3 separate regions of the Homo sapiens genome follow, and regions 1 and 3 are each linked to region 2. A link is an interaction called in ENCODE POLR2A ChIA-PET data of the cell type or tissue named here. Cell type or tissue: OCI-LY7. All regions are shown on one strand. Links, peaks and the distances in the headings refer to the core of each region. The heading gives the core; the rest is flanking DNA.

Region 1 (6,939 bases), core at 592-5,591, 340 kb before region 2:
AACCCCGTCTCTACTAAGAAATACAAAAATTAGCCAGACATGGTGGTGCACACCTGTATTCCCAGCTACTCAGGAAGCTGAGGCAGGAGAATTGCTGGAACCCAGGAGGCAGAGGTTGCAGTGAGCCAAGATCACACCACTGGACTCCAGCCTGGGCAACAGAGTGAGACTCCATCTCAAGAACAAAAAAACAACAAAAAAACCTCAAATGGAATCTAAAGTTCAAACGCCTCTGACATCTTAGGAAGCCGAAGCAGGAGGATCACTTGAGCCCAGGAGTTTGAGAAAAGCCTGGACAACATAGTGAGACACTGTCTCTATAAAAAAAAATTTTTTAATTGGCCAACCATGGTGTTGCACACTGGTAATCCCAGCTACTCAGGAGGCTGAGGCGGGAGGACCACTTGAGCCCAGCAGGTTGAGGCTGCAGTGAGCTATGACTGCACCATTGCACTCTAGCCTGGGCGACAGAGCAAGACCTCATCTCTCTAAAAAAGAGAAAATAAATAAATAGTATTTGCTTTATTTACAACTGTTTATTTGTCATTTTGGGTTATTTTATTAAAAAATGGTACCTCAAATTGTATTAGTCTCAGGGCCTTGTGAACCCAAAAGTATCTGAGACAGGTCTCAATCGATTTTGAAAGTTTATTTTGCTGCTGGGCGTGGTGGCTCACGCCTGTAATCCCAGCACTTTGGGAGGCCGAGGTGGGCAGATTACAAGGTCAAGAGATTGAGACCATCCTGGCCAACATGGTGAAACCTCGTCTCTACTAAAAATACAAAAAATAAACTGGGCGTGGTGGTGCGTGCCTGTAGTCCCAGCTTCTCAGGAGGCTGAGGCAGGAGAATTGCTTGAACCCAGGAGGCAGAGGTTGCAGTGAGCTGAGATCACACCACTGCACTCCAGCCTGGTGACAGAGCAAGACTTCGTCTGAAAAAAAAAAAAAAGTTTATTTTGCAAAGGTTAAGCAGGGCCCATGGCACAGTCTCAGGAGGCCCTGATGACATGTGCCCAGGGTGGTCAGAATACAGCTGAAGTGGGCGGATCACCTGAGGTCAGGAGTCCAAGACCAGCCTGACCAACATGGAGAAACCCTGTCTCTACTAAAAATACAAAATTAGCCGGGCATGGTGACACATGCCTGTAATCCCAGCTACTCAGGAGGCTGAGGCAGAAGAATCGCTTGAACCCAGGAGGCAGAGGTTGTGGTGAGCCGAGATCACACCATTGCACTCCAGCCTGGGCAACAACAGCAAAACTCTGTCTCCAAAAAAAAAAAAAAAAAAAAAAAAAAAAACAGTTATCAGTAAAAAAGGAATGTCTGGGTTATGATAAGTGGATGTGGAGATCAAGGTTTTATCATGTAAATGAAGCCTCCATGTAGCAGGCTTCAGAGAGAATAGATTGTAAATGTTTCTTATCAGAGGTAAGGTTTGTGTTGATGTTGATGCTGGAGGGATAATGAGGCATGTCCAACCTCCTTTTCTATCATGGCCTGAACTAGTTTTTCAGGTTAACTTTGGAATGTCTTTGGCCAAGAGGAGGGGTCCATTCAGATGATTAGGGGGGCCTTAGAATTTTATTTTTTATTTACAGCCCCCAAACCCACATCTGCCCCTGCACACAGTGACTGCCCCCGTTACCCTGGGGAATGGCTGCAGATCCCTCTGTGCATATGGGGTGGGAGGGTGAGGGCGTGGGGAAGAGTCACAGGTTACCTGTGGCACATTGCAGGGTCCTTCCCAAAGGGGCCTGGCCTGTCTCAGGCCACAGGCCCTGGATCCCTGCACTAGCTTAGCTCTGAGGCCTGTGTAAAAGGTTGTGAAACCACACTGCAGTGACTTGATTTTCAGGGTTGCCCCATCTTTTGGCTTCCCTGGGCTGCTCTGGAAGAAGAATTGCCTTGGGCTGCACATAAAATACACTAACGATAGCTGATGAGCTAAAAAAAAAAAAAAAATCACAAAAAAATCTCATGATGTTTTAAGAAAGTTTGAGAATTTGCATTGGGCCGCATTCAAGGCTGTCTCGGGACACATGCACTCTGTGGGCTGTGGGTTGGACAAGCTTGATTTAGGTTTTGTTCCACCAGACTGGAGTGTTTCATCCTGCCTGTGTCTAGCAGCATGTTAGAAGGCTGCATTCTCTTAGCAGAGACCCTGTGATTGAGACAGAGCAGGATTCCTCCTTAGAGGCCTGTGGCTGCTCCCCCGACCACCCCAGCATGGAAATAAAACAAAAACCTTGAGTTCCTTCCTTCAAGGGAAATTCCAGGCACCTAGCTGACCTTGAGAAGTAAATGAGCAACTTGATAAGCCAGAAAGTGTGAAAGGAAGAATAAAATCTTGGGAGCCCAAATTCACTATGCCAAAAAGGAAAAGTTAAGTGTGGAAGCTGAGTCACGGGAGGGGGCGGGAACAAGTGCCTTTCCTTTTGTTTCTAAACTGATAGCTGCAGATGGAAGGCCACAGGTGGCCTCCTTCACCCTGACAATGTAAATTAACAGCTTATCTTTGCAGGCGGGGGATGAGGGTAGGTAAGGGACAAGAGGAGACTAGAAATCATCGTCCCCACCCACTCCAAGATAAATGCATATTTGACTGTTTCCTGTACTCTGTTTATTTTGTCTTATGTAAAGTGCCAATTTACCATGTGAGATGAATACAGAATTGACTGTTCCTTTTACCCCCCGCCCCCACCCCCTTTTTTTTTTTTCTTTTTTTGAGACGGAGTCTTGTTCTGTCACCCAGGCTGGAGTGCAGTGGTGTGATCTTGGCTCACTGCAACTTCTGCCTCCCGGGTTCAAGCGATTCTCCTGCCTCAGCCTCCCCAGTAGCTGGGATTACAGGCGTGCATCACCACGCCTGGCTAATTTTTGTATTTTTATTAGAGATGGGGTTTCGCCTTGTTGGCCAGGCTGGTCTCAAACTCCTGACCTCAGGTGATCCTCCCACCTCGGCCTCCCAAAGTGCTGGGATTACAGGCGTGAGCCACCGTGCCCGGCCTTCTACTCCCTTTTTTTCCTGTGCAACATGTGGATTCAGTGAGCTTAAACAAAGCCGCAAAACAAAGTGACCATATCCTCCCTCTTTTTTTTTTTTTTAATGTTCCCTTTCCCCTCCTGCCTGCTTTTTCCCCTTTACTTTTTATTTTTATTTTTTGAGATGGCGTCTCTCTCTGTCACCCAGGCTGGAGTGCAATAGCGTGATCTTGGCTCACTGCAACCTCCGCCTCCCAGGTTCAAGCGATTCTCCTGCCTCAGCTTCCTGAGTAGCTGGGATTACAGGTGCATGCCACCACACTCGGCTAATTTTTGTATTTTTAGTAGAGACAGGGTTTCACCATGTTGGTCAGGCTAGTCTCAAACTCCTGACTTTGTGATCCAGCTGCCTCGGCCTCCCAAAGTGCTGGGATTACAGGCCTGAGCCACTGTGCCCGGCCACTTTCATGCACGTCCGTGTAAAGAGACCACCAAACAGGCTTTGTGTGAGCAATAAAGCTTTTAATCACTTGGGTGCAGGCAGGCTGAGTCCAAAAAGAGAGTCAGTGAAGAGAGATAGGGGTGGGGCCATTTTATAAGATTTGGGTAGATAAAGGAAAATTACAGTCAAAGGGGGTTGTTCTCTGGCAGGCAGGAGTGGGGGTCACAAGGTGCTCAGTGGGGGAGCTTTTGAGCCAGGATGAGCCAGGAGAAGGAATTTCACAAGACAATGTCATCAGTTAAGGCAGGAACGGGCCATTTTCACTTCTTTTGTGGTGGATTGTCATCAGTTAAGGCAGCAACCAGCCATCTGGATGTGTACGTGCAGGTCACAGGGGATATGATGGCTTAGCTTGGGCCCAGAGGGCTGACATTCCTGTCTTCTTATATTAATAAGAAAAATAAAATGAAATAGTGGTAAAGTGTTGGGATGGCGAAAATTTTGGGGGATGGTATGGAGAGATAATGGGGGATGTTTCTCAGGGCTGCTTCGAGCGGGATTAGGGGTGGCGTGGGAACCTAGAGTGGGAGAGATTAAGCTGAAGGAAGATTTTGTGGTAAGGGGTGATATTGTGGGGTTGTTAGAAGAAACATTTGTCATTTAGAATTATTGGTGATGGCCTGGATACAGTTTTGTATGAATTGAAAAACTAAATGGAATAAGAGAAGGAGAAAAACAGGTATAAAAGGTCTAAGAATTGGGACGACTCAGGACATCTGATTAGAGAGTGCCTAAGGAGATTCAGCATAGTCCTGCCAGCAAAGATTATTTATTTACTTCAAGAGGTAAGAGTGGCAGTTTGGGGATAGCACCAGGAGATATCAGCTGTGATGGCTTAGAGAAACAGTGTAAACCGGCAGTGTAAACAAGAGCAGAGCATGTATGAGTAGTTGAGAACGGTGAATAGGAGTATGACTAGACAGAAGATAGTAGGGATGACAAGTTTTTTTGGGGGCACGGTGGAAGTTGGTCTGATGTCTGGAATGAGACTGGGGCCTAATAAAAAGGAGCATCTATACAGGAGCTCAAATGGGCTGTACCTTGTAGCATTCTGAGGACATGTCTGACTTCTGAGAAGGGAAAGTGGTAAAAGTATTGTCCAGTCCTTTTTAAGTTGGTGGCTGAGCTTGGTGAGGTGTGTTTTTAAAAGACCTTTAGTCCGTTCTACTTTTCCTGAAGACACAGGACAGTAAGGGATATAAAGGTTTCACTGAATACTAAGAGCCTGAAAACCTGCTTGGCTGATTTGACTAATAAAGGCTGGTCTGTTAACAGACTGTATAGAGGTGGGAAGACTAAACTGAGGAATTATGTCTGACAGAAGGGAAGAAATGACTGCGGTGGCCTTCTCAGACCCTGTAGGAAAGGTCTGTACCTATTCAGTGAAAGTGTCTACCTAGACTAAGAGGTATTTTAGTTATCTGACTCGGGGCATGTTGAGTAAAGCTAATTTGCCAGTCCTGGGTGGGGGCAAATCCTCGAGCTTGATGTGTAGGGAAGGGAGGGGGCCTGAATAATCCCTGAGGGATAGTAGAATAGCAGATGGAACACTGAGAAGTTATTTCCTTGAGGATAGATTTCCACGATGGAAAGGAAATGGGAGGTTCTAAGAGGCCGGCTAGTGGCTTGTACTATAGCATAACCTGCCTTTGCTGGTGTGTGGCGATTAGGCCTGGTGGAAACCACCATCAATAAATCAAGCGTGATCAGGGTGAGGAACAGGAAAGAAGGAAATATGGGGAAATTGGGTGAATGTCAGGTGGATCAGAGAGATACAGTCATGGGGGTCAGGTGTGGTATCAGGAATAATGTGGGAGGCCGGATTGAAGTCCGGGCCAGGAACAATGGTAATTGTGGGACTTAACAACGAGTGAGTACAGCTGAAGGAGCCAGGGAGCAGAAAGTATATGCGTCAGGTATGAGGAAGAAAATAGATTTTGGAAGTTATGAGAAATGTAGAGAGTAAGTTGAGCATAGTTTGTGATTTTGAGGGCCTCTAAAAGTATTAGGGCGGCAGCAGCCGCTGCACGGAGACATGAGGGCTAGGCTAAAACAGTAAGGTCAAGTTGTTTGCACAGAAAGGCTACAGGGTGCGGTCCTGGCTCTTGTGTAAGAATTCTGACCGCACTAACCATGCCTAGGAAGGAAAGGAGTTGTTGTTTTGTAAGGGATTGAGGTTTGGGAGATTAATCAGACATGATTAACAGGGAGAGCACGTGTGTTTTTATGAGAATTATGCCGAGATAGGTAACAGATGAGGATGAAATTTGGGCTTGACTGAAGTAATGGGGGCTGTCTGTGAAGCCTTGTGGCAGTACAGCCCAGGTAATTTGCTGAGCCTGATGGGTGTCAGAGTCAGTCCAAGTGAAGCGAAGAGAGGCTGGGATGACGGGTGCAAAGGAATAGTAAAGAAAGCACGTTTGAGATCCAGTACAGAGTAATGGATTGTGGAGAGAGGTATTGAGGATAGGAGAGTATATGGGTTTAGCACCATGGGGTGGATAGGCAAAACAATTTGGTTGATAAGGCATAGATCCTGAACTAACTTGTAAGGCTTGTCTGGTTTTAGGACAGGTAAAATGGGGGAATTGTAAGGAGAGTTTATAGGCTTTAGAAGGCCATGCTGTAGCAGGCGAGTGATAACAGGCTTTAATCCTTTCAAAGCATGCTGTGGGATGGGATATTGGCATTGAGCCGTGTGAGGGTGATTAGGTTTTAATGAGATGGTAAGGGGTGCATGATTGGTCACCAAGGAGGGAGTAGAGGTATCTTATACTTGTGGGTTAAGGTGGGGGAATACAAGAGGAGGACGCAAAGGAGGCTTTGGATTGGGAAGAAGGGCAGCAATAAGATGCAGCTGTAATCCAGGAATAGTCAGGGAAGCAGATCATTTAGTTAAAGTGTCTCAGCCTAATAAGGGAACTGGGCAGGTGGGGATAACTAAAAGGAGTGCTCAAAAGAGTATTGTCTAAATTGGCAGCAGGGTTGGGGAGTTTTAAGAGGTTTAGAAGTCTGGCTGTCAATACGCACAGCAGTTATGGAGGCAAGGGAAACAGGCCTTTGAAAAGTAGGTAATGTGGAGTGGGTAGCCTCCGTATTGACTAAGAAGGGGAAGGACTTACCCTCCACTGTGAGATTACTTAAAGCTCGGCATCCGCGATGGTCTACGGGGCTTCCAAGGCGATCAGGCAGCATCAGTCTTCAGCTGCTAAGCCGAGAAGGAGTCAGTCAGAGAGCCTTGGGCCAGAATTCCAGGGGTTCTGGGAGTGGCTGCCAGGTGAGTTGAACAGTCCGATTTCCAGTGGGGTCCCGCGCAGATGGGACACGGCTTAGGAGGAATCCTGGGCTGCAGGCATTCCTCGGCCTGGTGGTCAGATTTCTGGCACTTGTAGCAAGTTCCTGGGGGAGGAGGTTCTGGAGGAACGCCTGGCCACTGCGGTTTAGGCGTTTGGA
Region 2 (6,613 bases), core at 1-5,000:
AAGGAAAGCCAGGCATTAAGGCAGGACAATCAGGAACACACACCAATGAGGAGCCCAGCAGCGTTGCCGAGACCACCTTCCCCAACAGAGCACTCACGAGCTGATCTGAAAGTGCACAGTCTGCCTCTGTGGGTCGAAAGTCAGCTCGTGCTCCGGGAAGCGGGCCTGGTAAAGAGCTACATGGGGGTTATCTGCCTGCTTCCCCAGGAGGTGCTGGAAGTAACGTAGCGTAGCCTTTGGATTCTTAATCGCCTGAGGGGTGAAGAAGGAGCAGACTAGTATTAGGCTCCCAAGTCCACCATTACCTACCTCTTACATCACAGAGACTGATAAGGAAACAGACTCTGGGGGCTGCCATCTCCTCTCCTCTGCCCACCACTCTGGGAAGAGGGACTGCTAGCTCACCATGCTTGCTGCACTGTCTCCAAAGAATCTTTCATTTTCTTTCAGGGTCACGATCACCGGTGTTTTCCTCCGAGATTCCCTGAGGAAAAGAGATTTTGGGCCCAGGTGCCTGCAGCAGAAGGACTCAGAAGCCTCGACACTCACACACATTTAACCACTCAGATGCCGAAGTCTGCTGTGGGCACTATGACTAACACATTCACACTTGGAGCCCAGACTCCCTCGTTCCCCACCCTTAACACGGGGGCCACCCTCACTTATTCAAGACAATTTCCATGGGCACTCCAGGTTTGACAATGGCCACCTTCATGGACTCACTGCCCAGGTCCACAGACATCACTGCCAGTGTATCTGAAGGGAAAAGAGGTTTGTCAGTTAGCTCTCCCTTCGCCCACCTTCCTGGGACTCCCTCTAATCAAAGCATACCACTTTCCATGGGTAAACGAAGATGGCAAAAGACAAAAAGGCCTGGACCTAACAACTCAAGAGACTTCTGGCCAACAGCCCCAAGCTCAATTCCCATCATGCATCCTTCAGTCATCATTTATCCATTTGCTCCCTCTACTGGGGTACATACCACTCAGTGCCAACAGGTCTGCCAAGAGCACAGCCACCAAGGCCCAACAGACTCGCCTCCTCGGCCTCTGCCTCCTAACTTTGTCTGCCATAGTGCCCCTGGGGGAGGCGAAGAAAGAAAACACTTAAAACTGGATACCCGGAGTGAAGGAGACAGAATCACATCCCAGAACGGAGAGGCTGTAAGATTCATATCTACTTCATTCTTACCCAGGGCAGATCAGCCTACTTCTCCCCTTCTCCCTCCTGATGGGTACAAACCATTCTCTAATCATCCCAGCAGCGCCCACACAAAGGCCCAAGTGAAAGAGCATGGGTCCTCGGCTTTGCCACATCCCTAAACAGAGAAGCTAACAGGACAAGAGAAAGGAGACCCGAGCCTTTTGTCCACCACACAGGCAGTGAGTGGCGCACCGCAGCACTGTGCCTGTTGTCAGACACCTGGGGTGCGGCCAGGGATCCCCGCCCAGGGCTCAACCACCTCCCCACACCTGGAGCTCCCCCGCTGACGGGGAAAGCCAGCTGGGCCTGGACGGGAAGAGAAAGGTAATGACGTTGGGGGTAGCTAGGATGAAGGAAAGGCCTATCTCCTCCTCGGCATCCCTGCGGGTTGTCCCGCCCCCTCCCCTTTCCCAGCTCACTCCCCGGCCCCGCTGTGCCCACAGACGCAGTGCCAGGGGCGGTAAGGTTCCCCGCCCGGCGGGTAGCCGTTACCCGGTGTTCACCTAAACCCCACCTGACGAAGGCGGCGGCTCCCACTCCCGGAAACGGATCCCGGCCCGCCCCAGCAAGTGGGGACAGACCGGGGGCCGAGCTGCGTGCCCCCCGGTGCGAGGCCGAGCGCCCGGCGTCCGCGCGGCCCTCCCTTGCGCTCCCGACCCGCCCCCGGAGCTCGCACGCTGTCTCCCCTAGGAGGGGTGGCCGGCCCGCACCTCCATCCACCCCCGCTACCTCTTGCCTCCGCTCCTGCGGCCCCAGCTCTGGGACAGACGCGGCACGAACGTACCCACGAGGCCGGCAGCGCCCCCCACCCGCGCCCTTCACAACTCCTCTCGGTTTGCAAACTGTTACATTAGCCACCAACCTCTCGGCGGCGTCTCGCGCACCAGCCGGCCCCGGACGCGGCGCGCGCTCATTGGAGCCTCGGCCGCCCGGCCCTGCGCTGCGCGCCCGGCCCCGCCCCCGCCGCCCCGGCGCGCGTACTCATTGGACCACGTCCCAGGCCCCGCCCCCTCCCTTTGCCAGCCTTGTAATGGGGCGGCGGAGGGGACCAGCCACCGGTTGGGCAGAAGCAGCCGGCGTCGGCCTGGGATTGGACCACGTCACGGGGCCAGCGCGCTCCACTCCTTCCTCCCCAGCGCCGGCCCCGGGGCGACCGCGGGACCTTTTCCGGCGCTGGATGCTTTGCTGCCGGGGTTCGGGAGTGACCTGCGCCTAGAGCAGGTCGGGCGCACTGCAGTCCCGCACTCGGGGCTCTTCTTCCGGTCACCTGTAGAGCCCGGCCGAGGAATGGAATAACAGGCGTCCTGTCCGCAGCCCCGCGGAGGGGGCGCTGGCCTGCCGGTTAGTATTGAGGTGCCCTAGGCTTTGGATAGACGTTGGAGAATGGCTGTCCCTCGGACTGAGTCCGTCGCAACCCCCTCTGTTTTACTGAGGAAACTGAAGCCACAGAAAAAGATGTTTGCTGATGGGTCAGAGATAACCGATGCATTCGTCGCAGAATCTGGCCAGGATTTCTTAGGTTAAGCCCCACTCATTTGTATAAGAAAGAATATTCCAAACTTAAGTACTACACACAAAAGACACTTTTATTTGTGAGGCTATAGTTGGTTGAGCTTGTGTGCACCTTCTCCTATTTCTGTTCTATTAAATCTTGTGAACATTTCTCTACTCTTTAGCTGTTTCTGTCATAGAATGACAGAAGCACCTCACTGCCTTCTCTTTTAACTTACAGCTCCATAGAAATGTGCGCAGTCGCCCGGGCGCGGTGGCTCACGCCTGTAATCCCAGCATTTTGGGAGGCCAAGGCGGGCGAATCACTGGAGGTCAGGAGTTCGAGACCAGCCTGGCCAACATGGTGAAACCCCGTCTCTACCAAAACTACAAAAATTAGCCAGGCGTGGTGGCGGGTGCCTGTAATCCCAGCTACTCACGAGGCTGAGGCAGGAGAATTGCTTGAATCCGGGAGGCAGAGGTTGCTGTGAGCCCAGACTGCGCCACTGCACTCCAGCCTGGGCGACAACAGCGAGACTCCTTCTCGAAAAAGAAATGTACGCAGTCCTTGGAGACTGCATTTTCCTTAAGTGTGGATGGAAATAAGTCATCTGTTTTCTCTCCTACTAAGTTGATGCCTGGCCACCCTTCACAGAAAGGCCCGCTTGAAGACCCTGGCTGTCAGGGCCAGGGTTGTGTCAAGCCTGAACTTGTTTAAGGAGCTCTTAGCTCTTCCTTTCTCTACATTTTTCGTGATGCTTAGGTGGAGAGTGGTCCGGTGTCTATGCTTAGAAGGAAAAATTATTGGCAGTCCCAGAGAGAGTCTATTCTTCCTTTTTTTTTTTTTTTTTTTTTTATTGATCATTCTTGGGTGTTTCTGGCAGAGGGGGATTTGGCAGGGTCATAGGACAATAGTGGAGGGAAGGTCAGCAGATAAACAAGTGAACAAAGGTCTCTGGCTTTCCTAGGCAGAGGACCCTGCGGCCTTCCGCAGTGTTTGTGTCCCTGGGTACTTGAGATTAGGGAGTGGTGATGACTCCTAACGAGCATGCTGCCTTCAAGCATCTGTTTAACAAAGCACATCTTGCACCGCCCTTAATCCATTTAACCCTGAGTGGACACAGCACATGTTTCAGAGAGCACAGGGTTGGGGGTAAGGTCATAGATCAACAGCATCCCAAGGCAGAAGAATTTTTCTTAGTACAGAACAAAATGAAGTCTCCCATGTCTACTTCTTTCCACACAGACACAGCAACAATCCGATCTCTATCTTTTCCCCACCTTTCCCCCTTTTCTATTCCACAAAACCACCATTGTCATCATGGCCCGTTCTCAATGAGCTGTTGGGTACACCTCCTAGACGGGGTGGTGGCCGGGCAGAGGGGCTCCTCACCTCCCAGAAGGGGCGGCCGGGCAGAGGCGCCCCCCACCTCCCGGACGGGGCGGCGGCCGGGCGGAGGCGCCCCCCCACCTCCCTCCCGGACGGGGCGGCTGGCCGTGCGGGGGCTGGCCCCCCACCTCCCTCCCGGACGGGGCGGCTGGCGGGGTGGCTACGGCGGGGCAGAGGCGCTCCCCACATCTCAGATGATGGGCGGCCGGGCAGAGACGCTCCTCACTTCTTAGACGGGATGGCGGCCGGGAAGAGGCGCTCCTCACTTCCCAGACTGGGCAGCCGGGCAGAGGGGCTCCTCACATCCCAGACGATGGGCAGCCAGGCAGAGACGCTCCTCACTTCCCAGACGGGGTGGCGGCCGGGCAGAGGCTGCAATCTCGGCACTTTGGGAGGCCAAGGCAGGCGGCTGGGAGGTGGAGGTTGTAGCTAGCCGAGATCACGCCACTGCACTCCAGCCTGGGCAACATTGAGCACTGAGTGAACGAGACTCCGTCTGCAATCCCGGCACCTCGGGAGGCCGAGGCTGGCGGATCACTCGCGGTTAGGAGCTGGAGACCAGCCCGGCCAACACAGCGAAACCCCGTCTCCACCAAAAAAACACAGGCGTGGCGGCGCGCGCCCGCAATCGCAGGCACTCGGCAGGCTGAGGCAGGAGAATCAGGCAGGGAGGTTGCAGTGAGCCGAGATGGCAGCAGTACAGTCTAGCTTCGGCTGGGCATCAGAGGGAGACCGTGGAAAGAGAGGGAGAGGGAGACCCTGGGGAAAGGGGGAGGGGGAGGGAGAGCTATTCTTCCTTTTAAGAGTAGTTATGTATTCAGGCAGTAGACAAATTGGTAGAAATAGAAATTCAGTTAAAATTTTAACAGAATTTAATTACACAAATAATACACAAATGTAATCTTTAAAAAATTCATTCTACACAAAGGCAAATTTCCTTGATGCCAACCCAAACCCCCACTCTCTCTTGTGGAGGCACCTGCTATTGTCAGTGTGGTGTATAAGTTTCCAGGTCTTTCCCTCTTTTACACATATAGATATCCTAGAAACATGTAGCTTTTATCTTTTCATAATATACATTTTTTATTTTTTGCAACCAACACCTTGTTTGCCTTTTATCTTTTTTAAAACCATAAAATGTTACACAATTACATTGTTTGCAATTTTTTTAAACTAATAATAAAGTGTGGAGCATTTTCCATGTAACTGTGGTTCATTTCCTCGTTTACTGCTGTAGAACATTCCATAGCATGGGGTTCGTTCTGCCATAATGATAGACATATACGCTGTCAGTTCAATTCCACAGGGAAAGATTTTGTTTCTCAGTAATAGACTCCACTTTTGGCCAACTATCCAGTAGAGTCTTTCCATCCATTTTTTATTTTTTTTTGCGACAGAGTCTGTGTCATCCAGGCTGGAGTGCAGTGGTGCAGTCTTGGCTCACTGCAACCTCCACCTCCCGGGCTCAAGCGATTCTCCTGGCTCAGCCTCCCAAGTAGCTGGGACTACAGGCACACACCACCATGCCTGGCTAATTTTTGTATTTTTAGTAGAGTCAGGGTTTCACCATGTTGGCCAGGCTGGTCTCGAACTCCTGACCTCAGGTGATCCGCCTGCCTCGGCCTCTCAAAGTGCTGGGATTACAGCGTGAGCCACCACGCCCAGCCTTTCCATCCATTTCAAACAGAGAGTATGCGTTTTAACATTTATTGGGCCACTCTGATATGCAAGCACTGGGCTAGGTGCTGCTAATCCAGAGATGGGCATGAGCTTGTCCTTACCCTCAAAGAAGTCATAATGTGTTGGGAAACTGGGAAACAAATATGTTCATCGTTTCATGCGCTTATTAAAAATCTATTTGGGGGGCCGGGCACAGTGGCTCACGCTTGTAATCCTAGCACTTTGGGAGGCCGAGGCAGGCAGATTGTCTGAGCTTAGGAGTTCAAGACCAGCCTGGGCAACATGGTGAAACCCCGTCTCTACTAAAATACAAAAAAATTAGCCCAATGTGGTGGTGCATGCCTGTAATCCCAGCTACTCAGGAGGCTGAGGCAGGAGAATTGCTTGAACCCAGGAGGCAGAGGCTGCAGTGAGCCGAGATTGTACCACTGTACTCCAGGCTGGGCGACAGAGTGAGACCCTGTCTCAAAAAAAAAAAAAAAAAGAAGAAGAAGAAGAAAGCTCTCGAAGCTCCTAAGAGAGCTCCAACCATGAATACCCCTGGTGGGAGCATGGTTCTGCCACAGCTACAGTTCTCAGCCTGGGTATCTGTCCCCCTGGGTAGTGAAGCAGGTGCAAGTGCTCTGAGGAGTCAGCTGTTTTGTTCTGGGACCAGAGGGTAGAATAGTATTTCACAAGAACAAGCTGAAGAACAATGGGAAATTTTTAATGTAAAACACCTGATTTAGATTGACCTAGGCAGGTGAACTCATTGGTTCTTCTCCAGAATAACTTGTTAACATTGGAGGACTATATCCCTTCCCCAACACTGCAGAAACCTAAGGGAAGAAAGTTGCCGTCTTGCAGAAC
Region 3 (6,939 bases), core at 574-5,573, 200 kb before region 2:
CCTCGTGATCAACCCGCCTCGGCCTCCCAAAGTGCCGGGATTACAGGCGTGAGCCACCGCGCCGGCCTCCTCCCCTTTCGAGACCATATAGGGTAACTTCCTGATGTTGCCATGGCATTTGTAACTGTCATGGCGCTGGTGGGTGTGTCTTTTAGCATGCTAATGCTTTATAATTAGCGTATAATGAGCAGTGAGGACAACCAGAGGTCACTCTTGTCACTATCTTGGTTTTGGTGGGTTTTGGCTGGCTTCTTCACTGCAACGTGTGTTTTTTGTTTGTTTGTTTGTTTGTTTGTTTTTGAGACAGAGTCTCTCCCTGTCGCCCAGGCTGGAGTGTTCACAGCAACCTCCGCCTCCCGGGTTCAAGCCATTCTCCTGGGTTCAAGTGATTCTCCTGCCTCAGCCTCCCGAGTAGCAAAAGGCGCACGCCACCATGCCCAGCTAATTTTTGGTATCTTTAGTAGCGATTTCACCATGTTGGCCAGGTCGAACTCCTGACCTCGTGATCCGCCCGCCTCGGCTTCCCAAAGTCCTGGGATTACAGGCGTGAGCCACCGCGCCCAGCCACCTGCAACATGTTTTATCAGCAAGGCCTTTATGACCCGTATCTTGTGCTGACCTCCTGTCTATTCCTGTGACTAGAATGCCTAGCCTCCTAGGAACGTAGTTCAGTAGGTCTGAGTCTCATTTTACCCAGCCCCTATTCAAGATGGAGTCGCTCTGGTTCAAACCCCTCTGACAGTCTGGGAAAATTACTCACTCCATTAATGACCTGAAAAAATTCCAGAGGATGATGGAGGCAGAGAATAGGCTCTGGAGTCAGGTGTAGGTACAAATCCCTTCTCTGTCACTTGCCAAATGCATGCCCACTGCACAAGTTACTTAAACTCTATGAACCTCAGTTTGCTCATTTCATTTATATAATGAAAGTAATATTGGGTATTATGAAGGCTGAGTGAGATAATTCATATCAAGTGCTTATCATAGTATCTGGCACATAATAATCATTTATTAAATATTAATTGTATAAATTGTATTTTGTCTCAATTTTTTTTTTTTTTTTTAGATAGAGTCTCTCTATGTTGCCAGGCTGGAGTGCAATGGCATGATCTTGGCTCATTGCAACCTCCGCCTCCTGGGTTCAAGCCATTCTCCTGCCTCAGCCGCCCGAGTAGCTGGGACTACAGGTGTGCGCCACCACACCCAGCTAATTTTTCTATTTTTGGTAGAGATGGGGTTTCACCATGTAGGCCAGGATGATCTTGATCTCTTGACCTCATGATCCACCCCTGACTCGGCCTCCCAAAGTGCTGGGATTACAGGTGTGTGCCACCTCACCCGGCCAATTTTTTTTTTTTTTTTAAGACTGAGTCTCACTCTGTTGCCCAGGCTGGAGTGCAATGGCGTGACCTTGGCTCACTGCAACCTCTGCCTCCAAGGTTCAAGCAATTCTCCTGCCTCAGCCTCCCAGGTAGCTGGGATTACAGGCACGCACCACCATGCCTGGCTGATTTTTTTTTTGGTATTTTTAGTAGAGACGGGGTTTCGCCATGTTGGCCAGGCTGGTCTCAAACTCCTGACCTCAGGTGATCCAGCCACCTCAGCCTCCCAAAGTGCTGGGATTACAGGCGTGAGCCACCATTCCTGGCCTGTATCAAAAATTTTAAAGGGAAACCTGATCCGAAGAGGCACCTTTCTGCCTACAACACAGGCCCTTTCATCAGCTGACCACAGGAGGGGTGCTCCATGGAGCCCCAGGGCCACAGGCATCTCCATTTCAGAAGAGGAGTTCTGCCCTACAGGTACATAACTAAAAGTCCCTTCCAGAGGGTTTTCCTAGAATGAAAATGGATTAACTTCAGCTTTGAAATGACAAATTTCATTTCCTCTCCATTCCTATAAAAGCTTCAAAGATTTCAGGGTCAATTTTCTGTTGGGGCTCAAGCTCCAAGGGTCTGTGTGTGTGCATCCCCTGGATTCCCCAAGAAGAAGAACCCGGCCCAAGACCTCCATGCAGCCAAGCCTGTCTCTACCAAAAGCCAAAGCTTGGGCGAGAATACAGATGGAGGCTCATAGACCATATACCTGATAGTTACAAGTTATAAAGAGACTATTAGACCAAATATGGTTTATCCTCCTGTGATATTCTGAAATATATATTTGGTCTTTATCACCATTTCCCAGCATACAACTCCTAAAATCCTGGGAATCTACAAAGTGCTGTGTTTTGTTTTTTGCTTTTTTGTTTTGCTTTTTCTTTTGTGAGACGGAGTCTCCCTCTGTTACCCAGGCTGGAGTGCAATGGCACAATCTCACTCAACGTCCACCTCCCGGATTCAGATGACTCTCCTGCCTCAGCCTCCCGAGTAACTGAGATTACAGGTGCCCGCCTGTCACCAACATGGTGAAATCCCGTCTCTACTAAAAATACAAAAATTAGCTGGGCGTGGTGGTGTGCCTGTAATCTCAGCTACTCGGGAAGCTGAGGCCGGAGAGTCCCTTGAACCTGGGAAGCGGAGGTTGCAGTGAGCCGAGATCACGCCACTGCACTCCAGTCTGGGTGACAAGAGCAAAACTCCATCTTGGAAAATAAAAAATAAAAAAAGAACTAGGAAGCCAGCTGGAATTTAGAATTCTTGGACTCCTCAGTTTCTCCTCGGAATGTGGAAGTGCAGAGAGGTCTGGCCTGTCACAGTCAAGTCCCGCTCTTCCATTCTGTAACCGCCCAAGGGGTTCACCTTGCCTGCTGCCAATTAATCAGAGCTCTTTTATGTATAAACATCACACACACACACAACACATATAAATACAGACAGACAGAAGATTCAGCACTTGTAAGATTTTTCATTTGCCAGTTTCTTAATTGGATTACTGAGAGTGATTTAATTTATACTTCAAAAAGATTACTCTTGGCCGGGCATGGTAGCTCATGACTGCAATCTCGGCACTTTGGGAGGCCGAGGAAGGAGCATCGCTTGAGACCAGGAGTTTGAGACTAGCCTGGCCAACATAGTGAGACCCTGTCTCAAAAAAAAAAAAAAAAAAAAAGATGACTCTGGCTGCTGTGAGCAGAAAGGATTGTGGGGTGCACAGTGGAAGCAGGGAGACTAGCTGGGAGGTAGGGGCAGCAGTCCCAGAGTGAGAGAATGATGGTCTGGACTAAGATCAGGGCTAAGATCAGGTCTGGACTAAGATCTCCCTGTGGCCAGGGAGAAAGTGCACGAATGGAGGCAGCATCTGCGGGACTTGCTGTTGGGTTCCATGTGGGCGAATATGAGGAAGAAAGAGATGTCAAGAATAACTGGCCTCTTCTCTCCAGTGATGACCACATCCTGTCTGTCATAGCTGCCTTTGCCATATGTGGTCCCTATAACATATTTAAAATGTTGGTGTTCTCAAATTTGTTGATGTTTGCCTTTGTTATTTTTTTCATTATTTTTAAAATCTCAAGTCATTTCTCATTTCAAAACCTCCTATTATTTGGCCGGCTCAGTGGGTCATGCCTGTAATCCCAGCACTTTGGGAGGCGGAGGCGGGCAGATCACTTGAGGTCAGGAGTTCGAGACCAGCCTGGCCAACATGGTGAAACCCCGTCTCTACTAAAAATAAAAAAATTAGCCAGGTGTGGTGGTGCATGCCTATAATCCAAGATACTCGGGAAGCTGAGGCAGGAGAATAGCTTGAACCCGGGAGGCGGAGGTTGCAGTGAGCCGATGGTGCTACTGTACTGTATGGGTGACATACAGAGCAAGACTCTGTCTCAAAAATAAATAAATAAATAAACTCTCATATTATTTACCTATAATTTTTTCTTTTTTTAAATTAAAAATTAATTTTGGTATAAGAAATATTCTTCAAACTACTGGTAGCTATTCACTAGTGAGTTATTAGATCAATTTACTGGGCAGACACCAGAATTTTCTTTTTAATAATATAGGAATAGAATAGAATAGAATAGAATAGATCAGAGTCCATCTGACATAATAAGGATAAATATTGCTTTATAAACTTTTGTTTTAATTATTAATTTATATTCAGGCGAGATGTTCCACATATTTCTTACTGTGGGTCATAGTCCAAAAAGGTTTAAAAGCCTCTTTATAAAATGAAATAATAAAATCTGGTTATTTTAGTCCAAAACTGTAAGCAATTTTCCCAGTATTATTGAAAGACTAGTCTTCTCTTTCACCACTGATTTATGAGTCCTTCTTTAGCATGTATTACATTTTGGGGTTTTTTTGAGACAGAGTCTCACTTTATACCCCAGGCTGGAGTGCAGTGGCACAATCTTAGCTCACTGCAGCCTCAACCTCCCAGGCTTAAGCTGGGACTACAGGCACGTGCCACCATGCCTGGCTAATTTTTGTATTTTTTGTACAGATGGGGTTTCGCGACGTTGCCCAGGCTGGCCTGGGACTCCTGAGCTCACGTCATTCTCCCACCTGGGCCTCCTAAAGTGCTGGGATTACAGGTGTAAGCCACCATGCCCAGCCATGTGTATGAAATTCTAATACAACATACACTTTTTAAGCACTTCCTGTATGCCCTATATATGTTAGGCATGGGGAAAATGACACAATGGTGAGTACAAACATAGACTTTCTCTGCACTCCTGGAGCTTATGGAAATGCTGAGGTCTGTTTCTGGGTTATCTGTTCTGTTCCATTGGTCTTTCTACAGATTTTTGCCCAGTGGTGCAGTTGTTATCACTGTAATCGTCATTTGTTGAACAACTGTTATGGGCCAGGCATTCTGCTGAGTGTTTGACATATACTATTTCCTTTAATACTCATAAGGATGCTGTAAATGATATTCTTACTCCCATTTTACAGGAGGAAGAAACAGAGGCTACGAGATGTTAGGAAGGTTTCCCAAGATGGCAGCCTTAGTCTGCTCGGGCTGCCATACAAAATACTACAGACTGAGTGGCTTGTACAACAGAAATTTATCAATATCTTCTCACAGTTCTAGAGGCTGGAAGGTTCTGGCAGGGTTCAGCTTTGGGCAAGGGCTTTCTCCCTGGTTTGTAGATGGCCACCTTCTCGCTGTGTCTTCATGAAGTGCCCTTTCCTTTGTGCTGGGCAGGGGGTGGGGAAAGGAGACGGGGAGGAGAAGGGGAGGGCCTCAACATATGAATCTGAGGGGACACCATGCAGTCCATAGCAGTGACATGTTCAGGAAGTGGCAAAGTCAGATTCAAACCCAATTTTCTTCTTTTTTTTTTTTGAGACGGAGTCTTACTCTGTCGCCCTGGTTGGAGTGCAGTGGTGCAATCTTGGCTCACTGCCAGCTCTGCCTCCCAGGTTCACGCCATTCTCCTGCCTCAGCCTCCCGAGTAGCTGTGACTACAGGTGCCCACCACCACGCCGGGCTAATTTTTTTTTTTGTAATTTTTTTAGTAGAGGCGGGGTTTCACCATGTTAGCCAGGATGGTCTCGATCTCCTGACCTCGTGATCAGCCCACCACGGGCTCCCAAAGTGCTGGGATTACAGGCGTGAGCCACTGCACCTGGCCTAAACCCAGATTCTCTTTCTCCAGAACCTGAATTCCTCTTAACATCATTTCTTTTCTTTTTTTTTTTTTGAGTTGGAGTCTTTTTTTTTTTTTTTTTTTTTGAAACGGAGTCTCACTCTGTCGCCCGGCTGGAGTTCAGTGGCACAATCTCAGTTCACTGCAACCTCCATCTCCTGGGTTCAAGCGATTCTCCTGCCTTGGCCTCCTGAGTAGCTGGGATTACAGGCGTGCGCCACCACGCCTGGCTAATTTTTGTATTTTTAGTAGAGATGGGGTTTCACCATGTTGGTCAGGCTGGTCTCGAACTCCTGACCTCATGATCCGCCCGCCTCAGCCTCCCAAAGTGCTGGGATTACAGGTGTGAGCCACTGCGCCCAGCCATGAGATGGAGTCTTGCTCTGTTGTCCAGGCTGGAGTTCAGTGGTGCAATCGCAGCTCACTGGAACCCCCATCTCCTGGATTCAAGCAATTCTCCTGCCTCAGCCTCCCGAGTAGTTGGAATAACAGGTGTGCACCACCATGCCTGGCTTTTTTTTTTTTTTTTTTTTTTTTTTTGTATTTTTAGTAGAGACAGGGGTTTTATCATGTTGGCCAGGCTGGTCTCAGACTCCTGATTTCAGGTGATCTGCCCACCTCGGCCTCCCAAAGTGCTGGGATTATAGGTGTGAGCCACTACACACAGCTTAACATAATATCTAATAGGGGAAATCCTACCTTATTGTATTTATTTTCCAAAAGAAAAAAAACTCTATTCTTGTCTGTTTATTTTATAATTTTTTTTTTTAGAGTCAGGTTCTTGCTCTGTCACCCAGGCTGGAGTGCAGTGGCGCTATCATAGCTCACTGCAGCCTCAAACTCCTGGGCTCGAGCAATCCTCCTCATTCAGCCTCCTGAGAAGCTAGGACTATAGGCGTGCACCCATCAAGCCCGGCAAATTTTTAACAATTTTTTGTAGAAATGGAGTCTTGCTATGTTGCCTAGGCTGGTCTTGAACTCCTGGCCTCAAGGGATCCTCCTGTCTTGGCTTCCCAAAGTGCTGAGATTACAGATGTGAGCCACCATGCCCAGCCAATTTATTCTCTCAAATTAACTTCAAAAATCAATTTGACCTACACACACCCCACAATATGTACCAATATGTACCATCATGATATATCAATTTTGAAAAATATAGAGAAAAAGAAAAATGACAGTAGAAAAAAAAATCACTTTGATCCATTTCATGCGAGTGAGAATTGTCATCTTCCCCCCACTGAGTATTCCCATCCAGAAACACGCTATGTGCTGTCTCTCGGGGAAGTGGTATGGATTTCCTCTTATAGGTTTCACACACATTTCTTGCCACAGATTTTCTGAGCTCATAGTTTTTTAGTTTAGTGTTTCTCAGACCGTAATGTGCATACAATCACCTAGGGATCACTTTA

Evidence for each region. Peaks named below come from ENCODE experiments on the same cell type or tissue, not always from the same donor. Only the 100,000 strongest peaks of a DNase experiment are listed, where the experiment ranks them.
Region 1: POLR2A ChIA-PET joins it to region 2 with 5 read pairs; 3 of 35 experiments call an interaction of 5 or more read pairs at or near these places.
Region 3: POLR2A ChIA-PET joins it to region 2 with 5 read pairs; 3 of 35 experiments call an interaction of 5 or more read pairs at or near these places.

The regions. Positions count from the first base shown.
Region 1 is chr11:118,713,585-118,720,523 of GRCh38, forward strand. It overlaps LOC124902766 (endogenous retrovirus group K member 7 Env polyprotein-like), which reads right to left. Exons shown (of 3, transcript XR_007062912.1): 2 at 6,609-6,939. Among named protein-coding and RNA genes, the nearest start is that of TREH, 37 kb to the left of the region's middle. RefSeq lists enhancers at 2,012-2,817, 2,818-3,625, 3,626-4,431, 5,240-6,045, 6,084-6,825. In OCI-LY7, for the core only: no CTCF peak of the experiment used is centred there; a DNase peak (open chromatin) is centred at 2,497.
Region 2 is chr11:119,055,088-119,061,700 of GRCh38, forward strand. HYOU1 (hypoxia up-regulated 1) reads right to left here and starts at 2,118. Exons shown (of 26, transcript NM_006389.5): 1 at 1,933-2,118; 2 at 983-1,080; 3 at 663-756; 4 at 406-484; 5 at 98-252. The coding sequence starts at 1,073. RefSeq lists enhancers at 1,216-1,716, 1,717-2,216, 2,576-2,625 and silencers at 1,696-1,975, 2,066-2,345. In OCI-LY7, for the core only: CTCF peaks have their summits at 1,010 (motif pointing left), 1,211, 1,950 and 2,607; DNase peaks (open chromatin) are centred at 984, 1,434 and 2,224; H3K4me3 peaks cover 2,921 bases; H3K27ac peaks cover 1,856 bases.
Region 3 is chr11:118,853,220-118,860,158 of GRCh38, forward strand. No RefSeq gene overlaps it. Among named protein-coding and RNA genes, the nearest start is that of CXCR5, 27 kb to the right of the region's middle. RefSeq lists an enhancer at 3,206-3,295. In OCI-LY7, for the core only: no CTCF peak of the experiment used is centred there; DNase peaks (open chromatin) are centred at 3,302 and 4,472; H3K27ac peaks cover 1,234 bases.